Regions from separate parts of the Homo sapiens genome. Here region 2 is linked to region 1. A link is a contact called in ENCODE Hi-C or POLR2A ChIA-PET data. All regions are on one chromosome and are shown on one strand. The core of a region is the stretch at or near the end of the contact, and the rest is flanking DNA. Distances in the headings are between cores, read along the strand shown.

The links. A loop is a pair of places that touch in the nucleus more often than their neighbours do. ChIA-PET counts read pairs that join two places held with the same protein, here RNA polymerase II (POLR2A). Pooled maps may share reads with other maps.
Region 2: a map with no recorded cell type shows a loop between it and region 1 (4-fold over the local background). The contact joins two enhancer-like sites. A Hi-C loop is called at or near these places in 2 of 37 single-sample maps with no recorded cell type and 5 of 50 pooled maps. POLR2A ChIA-PET finds 5 or more read pairs at or near these places in 1 of 52 experiments (activated CD4-positive, alpha-beta T cell).

Annotation. Positions count from the first base shown.
Region 1 is chr11:121,227,649-121,235,295 of GRCh38, reverse strand. No RefSeq gene overlaps it. Among named protein-coding and RNA genes, the nearest start is that of SC5D, 61 kb to the left of the region's middle. Within about 2 kb of position 3,560, at least 2 of the 41 ENCODE cell types and tissues checked have a DNase peak (open chromatin) inside an H3K27ac peak, as active enhancers do.
Region 2 is chr11:122,736,633-122,743,647 of GRCh38, reverse strand. The region is part of intron 1 of UBASH3B (ubiquitin associated and SH3 domain containing B); the gene reads right to left. Among named protein-coding and RNA genes, the nearest start is that of UBASH3B, 84 kb to the right of the region's middle. Within about 2 kb of position 2,012, at least 17 of the 41 ENCODE cell types and tissues checked have a DNase peak (open chromatin) inside an H3K27ac peak, as active enhancers do.

The sequences.
Region 1 (7,647 bases), core at 2,311-4,810:
GCAACTCTTTTCTGGCATCCAAATCAATCAGTTTTCACAAGAATCTGATGATGTTTGTGATCACAGTCGGAGTCTGTGGAGCCCTACCTGTAGATTCCAGCTACCACTAAGATTTCAGATCAGCTGCCACTCCCCTGACTCAGTGAACTCACTGCAGCTTCAGCATGGATTGCAATCTCCGTTCCGAGCCAGGCCACCACATACAGTTTGCAGGTTGTGCATTGAACAGTTTTAAGAAACACCTGTCAATTGAGAAAAATGACAAGATAAGTCTCAATCATTTTAGGAGGTTTATTTGCCAAAGATATAAGCGTGTGCGCCCGGGAGACAGGACTATGCCTTTCTCTGAAGTTGATTTTAAGGGCTCCAAATTTAAAGGGGAAAGAGCGGAATATTGAGAAGTACACAATTTCCATGTAAGAGGAAGGTAGGGAAAAATAGTCATTCATGCCTTTGTCTGGCTCAGTGAATCTACATTTTTTTACATAAGATGACATAGACAAATGAGGCAGAGGAAAACTGCAGGGAATCTGCATTTTACATAAGATAATATAGACAAAATGGGGCAGGGGAACATCAGATATGCATATGTGTCTGGTGGGCTGGGGGTGACTCCACCTATAAATATAAGCTATCATTTTACATTGCCATGGTGAAATTTTAACAGAAATACATTAAAAGATCTTGCAGCTCACTAGGAATTTCCTTGAGGGCAAATGGGGGGAGGCAAGTAGCTTTACATCTTGTAGCCATCTTATTTAGGAACCAAAAGGGGGAGGCGGGTTTGTGTGACCCAGTTCCCAGTTTGACTTTTCCCTTCGGCTTAATGAGTTGGGGGCCTCAATATTTAATTTCCTTTCACACACCATTCATACTGTATTTATCATAGAAAAACAATAAATACGTATCATAGAAATGGTATGATAAATACGTATCATAGATAAATGATAAATATATTCTGGACAAAAAGCACTCAAGTGTCTTCATGAGAATTTTCTACTTCACACAGAGACACCAGGTGGGCTAGAAGCAGTTGCGCACACAGCTCTGTATTCTCATGTGCTCATTTCTAGACACATTGGTGCTTGGTCCATAGGAAGCATCAATGTGTTAAGCATTTGGGTCTAGGAAGCTGCAGGAAACAAAATACTCCTTTATTATCGCAGGCAAGCCTGTGATATAAATTAGAATGTAGGGCTGTGTTGGAGAATTCAGCAAAAAACAGGAGGCCTTTGTGAGACCTGCTCTTTTCTTATTCTTTGTCAGTTCTTCGGAGCAGACCATTCAGTTTTAGGCAGAGAAATTAGATTTGAGCATGTATGCACAGAAACACATCTTTTAATAAGGCGCCCTCTTCCACTGGCCAAGCATGCACCAATGAATCTTCCAAGCTATCAACAATGAGATTAAATACTAGTGTAGGTCCAGTGTAATGAGGGGGTATAGAAGTGTGTCTTCCCCCAGGAACAAAGTGGAAATGTAAAGAGAGGGAACTGTATACTCCCATTCCCTCATTTCTCAGTTACTGTTTTGATTACATTGCTTTGAGAGTTAATAATACAATAAAGAAACAAAATGTTATAAGAAGTTATTACTTGAAAGAAATAAAACAGTATTGTTATTTGTAGGTAATAAAATTCAGGAAAATCCTAGAAGGGTATGTGTGTGTATATATATATATATATATATATATATATATATATATATATATATATATATAAAATAATCATAATTTATTTAAAGAAGAAATATATAAATAGCTTTTACAAAGATATAAACAGATTCAAATAGATGTTAGAAAACAGTGGAGTTTGGTTGAAATTTCCCTTCCATTCCCCCTTCTTTCTTCCTCCCTCTCTCCCTTTACTTCCTTTCTTTGTTTTCTTTCTTTCTTTCCTTTTAAAACTATACTTCAAAAATTAATTATCTGAGATTAAAATTTTGTAACAAGAAGGCATTATTTGTAGTCACAAAAACTGAGAAATCAGCTTAAATTAATAGTAACAATAAAGACTCTAATAAAGTAAAGATATATATTATGAATTAGGTCGGGGTCTGCATGACTACATAAGATAAATTATGAAATTATATTGGTATACAGAAAAGAATATTTCAGAAATCTCTTCTATACTGGTAAAGAAGTAAAATAGTTTCTCTAATGGATGGATTGCATTAATCAACATCAATAAAAATTCCCACCTAATTATTTTATAGAATCCATAAAATAATTCTGAAATTAATTTTGAATAAATTGGTAGGCAATAATAATAAATGATCTTTAAAAAAGAAGAAGAACAGAGCAAGGAAAAAGAGCTATTCCTTTCCCATGTTAGAATGCATTTTAAATGTGGTGCTGACATAAAAACAGAAATTTCAAATATTATGATGGAGTGGAAAGCTATGAGTATATGAAGTTAAACATAAAAATTTTATAATGAGATAAGAATCATAAGTGAGATATATATGTGTGTGTGTATATGTATGTATATTTGTGTATGTATGTGTGTGTATATATGTGCATACATATGTGTATATATGTGTGTGTATTCCATATATATGCACATATTGTATACACTTTGTAACCTCATCAATAAGCAGTACATGAGCAGTTCAGTCACACAAAATGAAAATCAATAGCCATTTTAAAATCTAATATTGTTAGTCATAATAACAAATCATAGCAAGATCTCATTTATATCTACTAAACCCAAAAGAAAAAAAAACAAGCATAATATTTAATTCAGGTATGTCTTCAAGGTAACTGGCAAGTTCTTAACATTTTTTGGCATTACTCATTAATTTATTTTGGATTCCTCTTTGACAATATGCGTTAAAATCCATAGAGATATTTATATCCTTTGTTCTAGTAAAGCATATCTTAAGGATTTATCTTAAAATAATTCAAAAGAGAGAACTATATTCATGATAATGTTTACTGCAGCATTAATTATAAAAATGGAAAATTGGGATAAACTTAAAATGTTCAACAATAGAGGCAATGGGTAGGGAAAGTCTCATTTTAAGACTAGGTTAAACATTCTGTGCTTCTTTCTTTTGTTTTTTGGAGTGCAGTGACATAATCATGGCTTACTGCTGCATCAAACTCCTCGGCTTCCCAAGTAGCTGGGACTACAGGCATGGACCAGCACGCCAGGCTAATTTTTTAAACATTTTGTTAGAAATGGGGTCTCACTATGTTGCCCAGGTTGATCTCAAACGCCTGGGCTCAAGTGACCCTCCCACCTTGTTTGTTACTATTTATCATGTAATTGCCGTGAAGCAGGTATTTTATATACGATCTCTAATTCTCACACTCATTCTGCAAGTTACGTATTTTTCATTCTCAATTTAAAGTTTTGAGATCTGGTGCTCTAACAAGACTAAATAGCTTACTCAAGGCTAGTAAGTGGTGGAGCTGGACCTTGAACCCCTGCATGACAAGGCCTGCTTCCCTTGGCCTGGTCAAAGGGCAAAAGCCCTGCTTACAGTTCCGACTGAAGGAACAGCCTTTGGCAGGCACATTCTGTCCATGTGATTTCTGTGACCTTATCGAAATTGCCCTTCCTGCCAGATACCACCAGGCCTGGAGTCTGACCCAAGGGCAGCCAATCCAAGGTCAGGCTAGTAGCTCATGATAGGGCTGTCATGAAAAGTTCTGTTAGATAGAGAAGAAAGGAATTATCTAAACTATCTAATTCCCTCTCTTACTAATTTAGCTTTGGAAATACAGAGCAAATCAGGCAGTTGTCAGGAGCTGAAGGTAGGAGAATGTGAGACAAGTATAGAAAGCATTTAAGAATGCATATGTTAACTAGATGAGACAGAACTAAATTGCTATTGAGAAATCGATGCTCTTTTGCTGGAAAAAAAAAAAAGAACTAAACTGCTAGATCACCAGTGGCAGAAAAACCAGGCAAGAGAAGGGATGGGTGGGAGGATGAAAACACGTTCAAATCAGGCAGCAAAGAATAGTAAAAATATGAAGTAAAGGGAAGTAATTGCAGACCATACTCAATTCTGCAAACATTGCCTATCCTATAATATCAATATCCTTCATGATTGATACAGTTTTGACTTTTGTTCCCTCCAAATCTCACGTTGAAATATGACCTCCAATGTTGGAGTTGGGGTTTAAGGGGAGGTATTGGATCATGGGGACAGATCCTTTATGAATGGCTTAGCATCATCCTCTTGGTAATGAGTGAGTGCTTGCTCCGAGTTCCCACACATGTGATCTGGTTGTTTGAAAGTGTGTGGCATCTCTCCGTGCTCTCTCTCTCTTGCTCTCAGCTCTTGCCATGTGATGCGGCTGCTCCTGCTTCACCTTTCACTGTGACTGGAAGCTTCCTGATGCCCTCACCAGGAGCAGACCCTGGTACTTTGCTTCTTGTATGGCCAGCAGAACCATAAGCCAATTAAACCCCCTTTCTTTATAAATTACCCAGCCTCAGGTATTTATTTAGAGTGATGCAAAAACAGCCTAACATGGTAATCTAGTTACTTCTAGAGATTCGTCTCCTGTATGTCCTTACTTGACCTCTTAATTCCAGCTACCCAAACAGCTTGCATGGAAAGTACAAGTGCACTGCTCCAGGTATCAATTTATTGTCTCTCAGCTCCAGATTCACCCTTTTGCCTGAACTAGTAAGTACACCATGCTATCCCTCCCTAGAGGGCATTTTCATTTACCTAGCCAATTCCCTTGTGCCCTCCAAGACTTGGCACAAGAGAAGCTTTCTCTAAGGAGATTCCCATGGTCTCCACCAGACTGAATCCACCTGAGCACATCTCCATTGAGACTCTCTTGACTATTACAGCATTATATCAAGGGAGTTTCGTCTGAGAGTTCTAAGTAATGAGCAGATATGAATTAAGCAGAAACCAGAAGAGAGGCTCAAACGGCAACTGTAGCAAGAACTGACTCAGGAGACAACACAGCACCAACCCCTCAACATGCCAGAGGAAAGTGCCCCCTCAAGAGAGGAAGGTAGATGCTTGAGTTACAATCATTCGCAAATCCCTATTTACTTCCTGAGTTTAAGTAGATATATTTTAAAATACAGCTTAAGATATATACAGATATATTATTAAAAGCGTGAAATAAATAGACTTTTTATCCATTTGTAACTCAGGCAAAACTAATCTAGTTCTAAGTTAATGAGAATGGCACACTGTAATAGCAATTTGTGTTATAAATGGTTCTTGAGGCAACCATCTGTACTACACAAATAAATTTGCCCCTGAAACTGCAAGGCGACATTCTCCCTGAGTCCTTCAGAGAATCCACATGCAAATTTGCCTGGCTGACTGCCTTTGCTTTATCCATTTGGCTCACCAGTTTGTGGGCAAATTTATATATAAAATTGCAAAAGCTGGCCTGGGACTCTAGAGTGCGGAAAAAAATAATAAAAATAACAGTAATTTGTATTTATGTAGGTAGAATACTTGTACTAAATGATCAGATAATTTCAAAATATTATCTCATTCATTTCCACCATAATATCAGAAGCCTGGGAAGTATAAACAAGTATTTTAAAAGCATGATTTTGTAAGAAGTATTCCCAGCGGTCTATATTAGTGTGAATCAGATATGGGTGCTGTGATTTGTATGTTCCCAGGGAAATGTTCTTTCTACTCAGAAACTTGCTTTTTTTAACCAACTGATTATTTCAGATGACGTCAATTTTTATTTCTTTATCTGCTATGTCTAAGAGCTACTAAACAATGAACCTGAAACTAGAAATAAATAAAATCATAAGCCACAAACTTTATAACACAAGGAACATACAGCTTAGTTATTCTTCACAGTAACTTTGCACCACTTCTAAAAATAAGACACATTTTTTTCATGCTTTTAAAAATGTCATTACAGATTTAATAAGGCTAATTGTAAAAAGATTGAAAATGTAGAAAACTAAAACAAGAAAAATGAAGTTATCTGCAATCTTAATACTCAAGAATAACTACTGTTAATAGTTTGGTACATCTTTCAGCCTTTTTTAAAGGCTCCTATTAATATATAAACTTTATGTAATTCATACAGATCTTGTTTTTCAAATGCTACATAATTTGAATTTTCTGCAATGACTATTCTTTATAAAATTCATTTTAATGACTGCATACTTATATATTACATGAAACCATATACTTTGCCTTACTTTACTTCTTGCCTGTTTCCTCCTTCACAGTCCAGATTCCAGCTATACTCCATTAATTTCCATGTATCATGTTCTCCCTCACCCACCGATCCTGCACTTGCTGGACATTCTAAGTCATTTTACATCTTTCCCCTCTCCATCCCTTCTGTGTCCCCACTTCTCCTCCTACTCCTTTTTTTCTAATTAATACCTGCTGGTCTTTGATGAAAGGATAGTGTGTAAGATTTTAAAAAGGAAAGGAAGCTTAGAATTAAGTCTTGGGTACCTCAATTATTAGAAGAATGTAGAAAAAAAGACACTGACAAATGGCTGAAGAAGAAAATCAGGAGAGTATGGCATCGTGGAAAGCAAGGAAGGGGAAAAAAGGTGTCAAAATTTAAAGACCAATGGAACAGAATACAGTCCAGAAATAGACCCAAGCGTTTATCATCAGTTGATTTTTAACATGGGAGACAAGATAATTAAATAAGGAAAGGATAGTCCTTTCAACAAGATGTGCTGGAATAACTAGATATTTATACTGAGAAGAACTCCAGCCCTTACATCATACACAAAAATCAACTCAAATTAAATCATAGACCAAAATATAAGTGTGTAAACTACAAAACTTCTAGAAAAAAAACATAGAATAAAACCATTGAAATTTTGGAGTAGGTAAGAACTTTTGGATAAGACACACAACTATGAACTGTAAGGGAAAAATTTCATAAAGTGAACTTAATCAAAATTAAGACCTTCTTGAACAACATCATTAAAAAATGAAAAGGAAAGTCATAAAGCAGGACTAAAAAAACTTACAACACATGTATCTGACAAAGGATTTATCTAGAATGTACAGAAAGCTCTTGCATCTCAATAATAAGAAGACAAAAACCCATTAAAAAAACCAAAAGATTTGAACAAACAATTCACAAAAGAATATACACCAGCAGCCAGTGAGCACAAGAAAAGATGTTCAACATAATTAGTTGATATAGTTTAGATGTTATCTCCTCTAAATCTCATGTTGAAATATAATCCCCAGTGTTGGAGGTGGGGCCTGGTGGGAGGCATTTGGGTCATGGGAGAAGATCTCTGATGGCTTGGTGCTGTTTTCATGATAGTGGTCATCACAGATAGAGTTCTCATGAGATCTGGTCATTTAAAAGTGAGAGGCACCCTCCTCTCCACTCTCAGTCTTGCTCCTGCACTGACCATGTAAGATGCCTATGCCTGCTTCGCCTTCTTCCACGAGTAAAAGCTCCCTGAGGCCTCCCTAGAAGCCGAGCAGATGCTTGTGCCATGCTTGTACAACCTGCAGAACTGTGAACCAATTAAATATATTTTCTTTATAAATCACTCAGTCTCAGATATTTCTTTATAGCAACACAAGAATGGCTTAACAGAAAATTGGTGCCAGGAATAGGATATTGCTATAAAGATATCTGAAAATGTGGAAGCAGCTTTGGAACTGGGTATTGGGCAGAGGTTGGAAGAATGGGTAGGGCTC
Region 2 (7,015 bases), core at 763-3,262, 1.5 Mb before region 1:
TTCTACAGTTTTTTCATAATTAGCATCTCTTTCAATCCTCAAGACAGCTTCATGAGGCTAATAGTATACCCATTTTACAGATGAGGAAGCTGAAGGCAAGAGATTAAGTCAGCCAGGCATGGGACTTAATCAGTCAGCCAGGAATGGGTTCATTCCTGTAATCCCGAAACTCTGGAAGCCGAAGCAGGAGGGTCACTTGAGCCCAGAAGTTTGAGACTAGCTTGAGCAACATAGCGAGACCCCCAACTGTACAAGAAGTAAAAAAATTAGCTAGGCATGGTAGTGCATGCCTGTAGTCCCAGCTACTTGAGAGGCTGAGTGGGAGGATCACATGAGCCCTGGAGTTGGAGGTTGCAGTGAGCTGTGATCATGCCACTGCACTCCAGCCTGGGCAACATAGCAAGACCCTGCCTCAAAGAGAGAGAGAGAGAGAGATTAAGTCACTTGTTCCAGGGTCCCAGAAGTAGACTTTCTGATCCCAACTTTCCATTTTCAAGGCTGTCATAACTCCTATCTCCCACTCTGGCTCTTCAGGTACCTCAGAACGGCCACAGCAAAAACTGATGGCAACAAGGACGCTGAAAGGAGAGAAGACTAAAGAGAGGAGGAACAGAGAGCTGCCACAGGGAGGGGGCACCCAGGGCCAGGTGGGCCATGGAGGCACTCACTCTATCCCATTTCTCACACACCACACACACAAAAAACTCTAGCCGGCCAGGCTCAAGCTCAGGCGGTGTTCAGGAGGTGGGGTCACTCCATTTACATAATTGAATTGCTGGAGTGGCTTGGAACAGATTTCCACAACACACAGAGAAAAAGGTTAAGGGGAAGTCATAGTATGACATTTCTGGGGGTGAATGACATCTCCGGAACTTCAGTTTTTCCCTTTCTCTGAGAAAAGTGATTTAAAACATTTTCCCACAGTAGTGCCCTTGCAAAGGAAAATGGCCTCAATGCCAGGCAGCTGAGAGGGAACCCTTCGTGCTATATTCCTGACCAAGGGGGTTCTGGAGGGGAGAGTGGGGATGTCGGCAGGCCGCCCTCCCAAACTAGCCTAAGAGAAGGCCTAGTGATGTCACACGTGTGGCTGAAAGGAGACAAGAGTGGACCGCAAAACAAGCCCAGACTGGCTTTTTCCGCCAGGCTAGCACTTCTGTAGCAGACCATGGTCTCCTTTTCCTGGCCCTCTTCCTTTTAGGTTTTACATATTTAACAGCCGGGACCCATAAAATGGAGCATCAGAGGTCATAGGAAAAAGGATGGGTTAGACTCAGGGGAAGCCCTGGAATTTCCTTTCCTGGAGATCTTCAAGACTGAAACGAGAGACTCCTGTACTTAGGATGGTTTCTTGCACTTCTTGGCTCGGTTTGCTTCTCCTGTCTGCAATACTGTCCAAATCTCTTTTTCTCCAAGTCCCACCCTTTTCTAAAAAGGTTCTCCCGACCCTTCCAGGCTTGAATAATCCCTGAGGTCAGAGGTTAAGACCAAGGCAGTCTCGCTGACTGACAAGTGAGGAAGAATCTTCCTGGAGGAAGCGGATCCCTGAGAAGACCTTGGACTGTGTCCAACTCCAGATTTCGTTGCCGCTGTGCTAGTTTTGTGAGGAGGTAGGGAGGGGTCCTCAGGATTCTGCTCCACCATCAGACCAGAGAGGCTAAATCTCATCTCATGAGTAGTGAGAGTGAGCCAGTTTCCAGAAGAGATCTGGCAAAAGGAGAGGGGAGTCCTCCTAGCGGGGTTGGACTGCTTGGGGTTGAGTGAAATACTTAGGAATTGCTCAAGGCTGGTTTCCTTGGTCAGCAGAAGGGTCCAGGAAGCAGAACCCGTGGGAGGGAGGGGGGAAGAGCAAAGGAGGGTTGCTGACTCCAGAAGAGGCTCTGAAGCAGCCTGGCCACCCAAGTTCAGAAAGTTCACGTTTCTGGGGCCTGGCTGTCGTGAGGGCCTTATGGGAGGGAAGAGGAGCAGCTGGATGCCTTGCTGCTTACAGGTCTGTGCTCTCCCAAGCAAAGCATCACGGGGCCTCATAACGCAAATGTCTCGGCCTTCCCACCAGGAGACCCGCGAGGATTTCAGGCTTGGAGTATTCGATCACTCACGCAGTTCCTCTGGAGTGGGATGTTCACTGACCACTATGTGAACTGACTTAGATCTTAAAGAGACGGGCTTGAAAGGAAGCAAACACAACCTCCGGTTTTGCTCATTCACTGAGTTCTAACACGAACCCGAATGTTCATTTATTGGTAAACAGCCAATGCAAAGAGTGCTATTTTTGTTGATTTATGTCTTTGTGGGTTTGGGTTTGTTTCTGCTGTTTGAAACACTTCGGGGATACATCTCATTTAAGATCCAATTGAAAATTTTTAAAATTCATTATGAAGGAAAAGAGCCGAACATGAAAATATTCTATGAACTGAGAGTAAATTGAATATTTTATTCTGTGAAGATCTTATAAAATCTGAATCACATCACAGCTTTAGTCCTCAAACTAGCTGAGAGGTTAAGTTCTGAATTCCTCAATTTTTATATAAAAAATAAACTTTGTCATTTTTAAGGTGAAAAGAGCGAATAACCTGGAAATACTTTTACGTAATTGGGGCTTACCTTGAGGACAGAATTCATTTATATGTTAATATGCGCTTTGAAGTAAGAAGGAATCAAAATCCCTGCGAACGATTTGTTTTTAATTAGATTACTAACCTCAGTCCCCATTTTATGTACACATTATGTCCCACTAAAGCAGGACTTTTGCTAAAAAATGCTCTAAAGAGTGGGTTCTGTTTCACTTTAAAAGTAATATAGTGAATTTTTATAAAAAATGAACATGCAGAGATGTTTGTCTACAACAACCTCTATCTTGGTGTTCAGTATCTCAAAGCTGGCCTCAACTGACCTTTCTGCCTTCAGCTTGCCCCCTTGCCCCACACACATGTACACAGATGGCCTGCACACATCTGGTATGGCAGGGTCGCTTGCAAGTACAGACTCAGGAGTGTACAGGATGGTTTATATTCAAATTATAGCTTATCACTCTGTTATGGGCAAGTTATCCAACCTCTCTAAGCATCAGTGATATCCCATGTACAATGGGAATAATAATAGGACTGCCTCATATGGTTGCCGTGTGCATCAAGTGAAATAAAACAAGTACTTAGCACCATGCACACAACACATATTGTGCTTTCAGTAAACAGCTGCTGGCATCCTAATCCTGGGACAACACACGGTTCACCCTTTACAGAGCCAGCCATTCTCTTTCAAGTACATGCTCTTTCATCAGGAAACATGTCAGGAAAGCCCATCCCCTTTTCTTCACCTGGGAAGATTCAGTTCACAATTCAAGGTGCAGTTCAAATGCCAGATTTGCTGAAAGTTTCTTGTGACCTCCCAATTCCCACCTGCATGATAGCCAGTTAGTAGCTCCAAATTAACCTATTCACAGTCTACTTAAATTATGTCTTTAGATCTTGCTTTGCCACAAAATATGGGATCCTTCAGCGTGTAGAACTGAATATTATTCCTCTTTGCACTGCAGATGCCAGGCACCAAGCAGACACTCAATATTTATTAAATGAATATGACAAAATGGAATCAAATGGCATCTGCGAGGATGTCAGGACGTATGGAACATATGGCTTTACAGAAATACAATCCATATTACAGCTTTTCTAGAAACTAGTTATTTCTGGGTGGACATGAATGTAAGGAAATCAGCTATCATAGAAGACAGGATAAAAGGAGAACACTGAAGAAGAAATTAGGCAATGGCTTCAGGGCTGTGCCATCTGTCTGAAGGATGTGTTATCCATCTTGTAGGTAAATCCCATAAAGCTTAATGGGAAAGTGATACTTTTGAACCACTGCCCAGCCCCAAATGTAAAAACTCTTGCATCAAGACAATTTGGTACACAGCAAATGAGCTATGCCAATTTGTCAAATCAGAGAGTGAGCAGAGATGAAAATTTAGCCCTGCACTTGGAAGGAAACTTTTCAGAAGACTGTTTTTTCCTTCAGTATTGCAAAGTTAGGAAGAAAATTTATGTCTCCTGAAAATCAGAGGAGAGTAAGACATTCCAATACCCGACCATGGATACCCACCAACAGCATGGAGCTGTCAGGAGGAGGATAGAGCGTGAGAAGAATACTGTATGCCAAGCACTATAGTAGGTACTTGATAGAAAATGCAATGCCCAAAAGAACCTCAGAGAGAAATCTTATTATTCCCATTTTATTAGTGGAGAAATTGAGTCTTGATGAGGTTAAGTGACCTAGCCAAGGTTAAATGCTTACAAGTGATTTTTTTGCTCTCTATTAAAATTCCTCCCCCAGCCACACACTGTGGACAGCTCTTTTCTAAATCTTCCTCCTCTATAATCCATACTTCTCTCTATTGTTAGAATAATTTTTCTAAAACAGGTTGAGTTAAACTTTCCACTCCTCAGTCTGGGCATCGTAGTGAGACCCTGTCTCTACAAAAAATTTACAAATTACCCGGGTGTGGTGGCACATGCTGTAGTCTCAGCTACTCAGGAGGCTGAGGCAGGAGGATCCCTGAGCCCTGTAATTTGAGGCTGCAGTAAGCCGTGATCGTGCCACCACACTCCAGCCTGAGCAACAGAGTGGGACCTTGTCTCAAAAACAAAACAAAGCAGAACAAAACAAACCCTTCCACTCCTGTACAACTGTCCATGGCTCCCTTATATCCACACAAAGCAAAATTCAAATATTCAAATTCATAAACGTAACTTTTTTTTTTTTTTTTTGAGACAGAGTTTCACTCTTGTTGCCCAGGCTGGGGTGCAATGGTGTGATCTCGGCTCACCACAACCTCCTCCTCCTGAGTTCAAGCAATTCTTCTGCCTCAGCCTCCCAAGTAGCTGTGATTACAGGCATGCACCACCACGCCCAGCTAATTTTGTATTTTTGTAGAGACGGGGTTTCTCCATGTTGGTCAGGCTGGTCTCGAACTCCTGACTTCAGGTGATCTGCCCACCTCAGCCTCACAAAGTGCTAGGATTACAGGCGTGAGCCACTGTGCCTGGATGAATGTAACATTCTTTACAGGCTCAACTCCCACCGTAGCTCTTCCTGCCTCTTCCTGACCATTGCACTTGACCACATCTGTTGTCATGCTGTGTAACCCCATGGCTCAGGCTTCTTGCCATGCCTGTCCTTCTGTGTTGCTTTACTTTATTCCCACTGAAAGCCTGTCTTCTCCTCTGTCTTCTATCTCTTCCTCCCTGGAACTGCTTCTTTGCATTTAAACAGCCTCTCTCAAGTGCTCAATTGCACTTTCCCCTTCAGCTAAAAGTCACTCTAATTTGGCACTTCCCCACTAACAAAGTCCCTAATAGTTATTCATGCCATTGAATAATAATGGCTAAGATTTACTGCACATGTATTAAGACACCAATCTAAATACAATGCAATCGTTCCAACTTATGGATGAGGCTCAGTGTAAATAACTGGTCTAAGGTCACTTAGTAAGTAACAGTGAGAATCTGAGTCACCACACTCTATTCAATGGGATTTTTGTCTCTTGACCTCTCAACGGCATTTCCCATTAGGAGCCCTCCCTTTGTTCTCTACTTTTACTTTCCTGATTATGCCCCTTTGGTTTGTCTTTTGCCCTTTTCTCTAGTGGCTTATTCTCAGTTTCCTTTGTAAACTCTGACTTCTCTACAGGCACTTTAATTGCTAGTATTCCTCAGGAATCTGTCCAGTCTTTCTCCATACATTCTACTCATTCTCTCCGGGTAATCCCAGCTCTTCCCTGGGCCATACCTCCAGCTTCTACATGCTAAGGATGCCCTTAGTCTCCAGGTCCCTCCAGTTTCTCCTGCTCAACCCTCTGGCGTCCTGACCTATTCCTTACTAGAAATCTCCACTTGAATATCTTGCTTGCACTAAACCTCATGTGTTCAAAAAGTGAACTCACCTTTTTCCCCGCCAATTTTGCTTCTCTCCAGAGTCTCTTGGCTCAGGGCAGAGCATCCATGCAATTTCCCAAGTTTCATTCATGCAGAATGAAAAAAAAAAGGGCTAGGGGAACACAGAGAGAATGCTGGGAGAATTCAGGAGTTTATGTAGAAGGTGGGGCTTTAGCGACGCTCCTCATTCTTACTGAGCATCTACCTCACGGCCTGTACTACACTTAGCACTGAGATCAACAGGCTAAGATCCACCTAAGATCCATCCTTGACTTCTCTCTTTCTCTCACCTCTCCTATCTAATTCATCATTAGGTCCTGTCCATGTGTGCCTCCTAAATTTCTTGGACACTGGTTCTTTTTTATCCCTTGTTTTCTCTCTGTGTTAAGCCCCATCACCCCTCGCTTTGACAACTCCGGCAGCTTTAACAAATCTCCTGCTTCCGGTTTTGCCCTTTCCAATTTATTCTCCAAATATACAATGATAATCATACACTCTTCTTCTTAAAACAACCCAGTAGCTCCCTATTTCCTCTAGGGTAAAGTTCCAGAACCTTAACATGGCTAATTTGCCTGTATGCTCTATTTTCTGGCCCTTCCCTGGTTTACTTTAGGCTACCCTCTTCCGGCAACATTAGATTTCTTTCAGTTCCTTGAACGTGCCACATTTTCTCACAGCTGAGCAGTGGGCATGCATTCTTTCTTCAGGAACATTCTTTCCCTTCCCTACAGTAATATCTCTGCCCACCTCTCAATCTTAGCTTAAATCTTCTATGTTGCTTTCCTTGATCCTTTATTTCCTTTCATTTCTTCATTTCATTCCATTTCATTTCATTTTGAGAGAGGGTCTCACTATGTTGCCCAAGCTGGACTGAAACTCCTGGGCTCAAGCGATCCTCTCTCCTCAGCCTCCCAAGTAGCTGAGATTGCGGGTGTGAACCACCACGCCTGGCTTCCCGATCCTTAAATCTCCCAGTTACACATTCTCATGACACCCTGCATTTCTTTCCCAGCATGCATTCTGCTTGTAGTTAATTACTTATTTGATGTGTGTTTTCCTTCTCATCATGTGTGCGTGTTAGCCTGTTG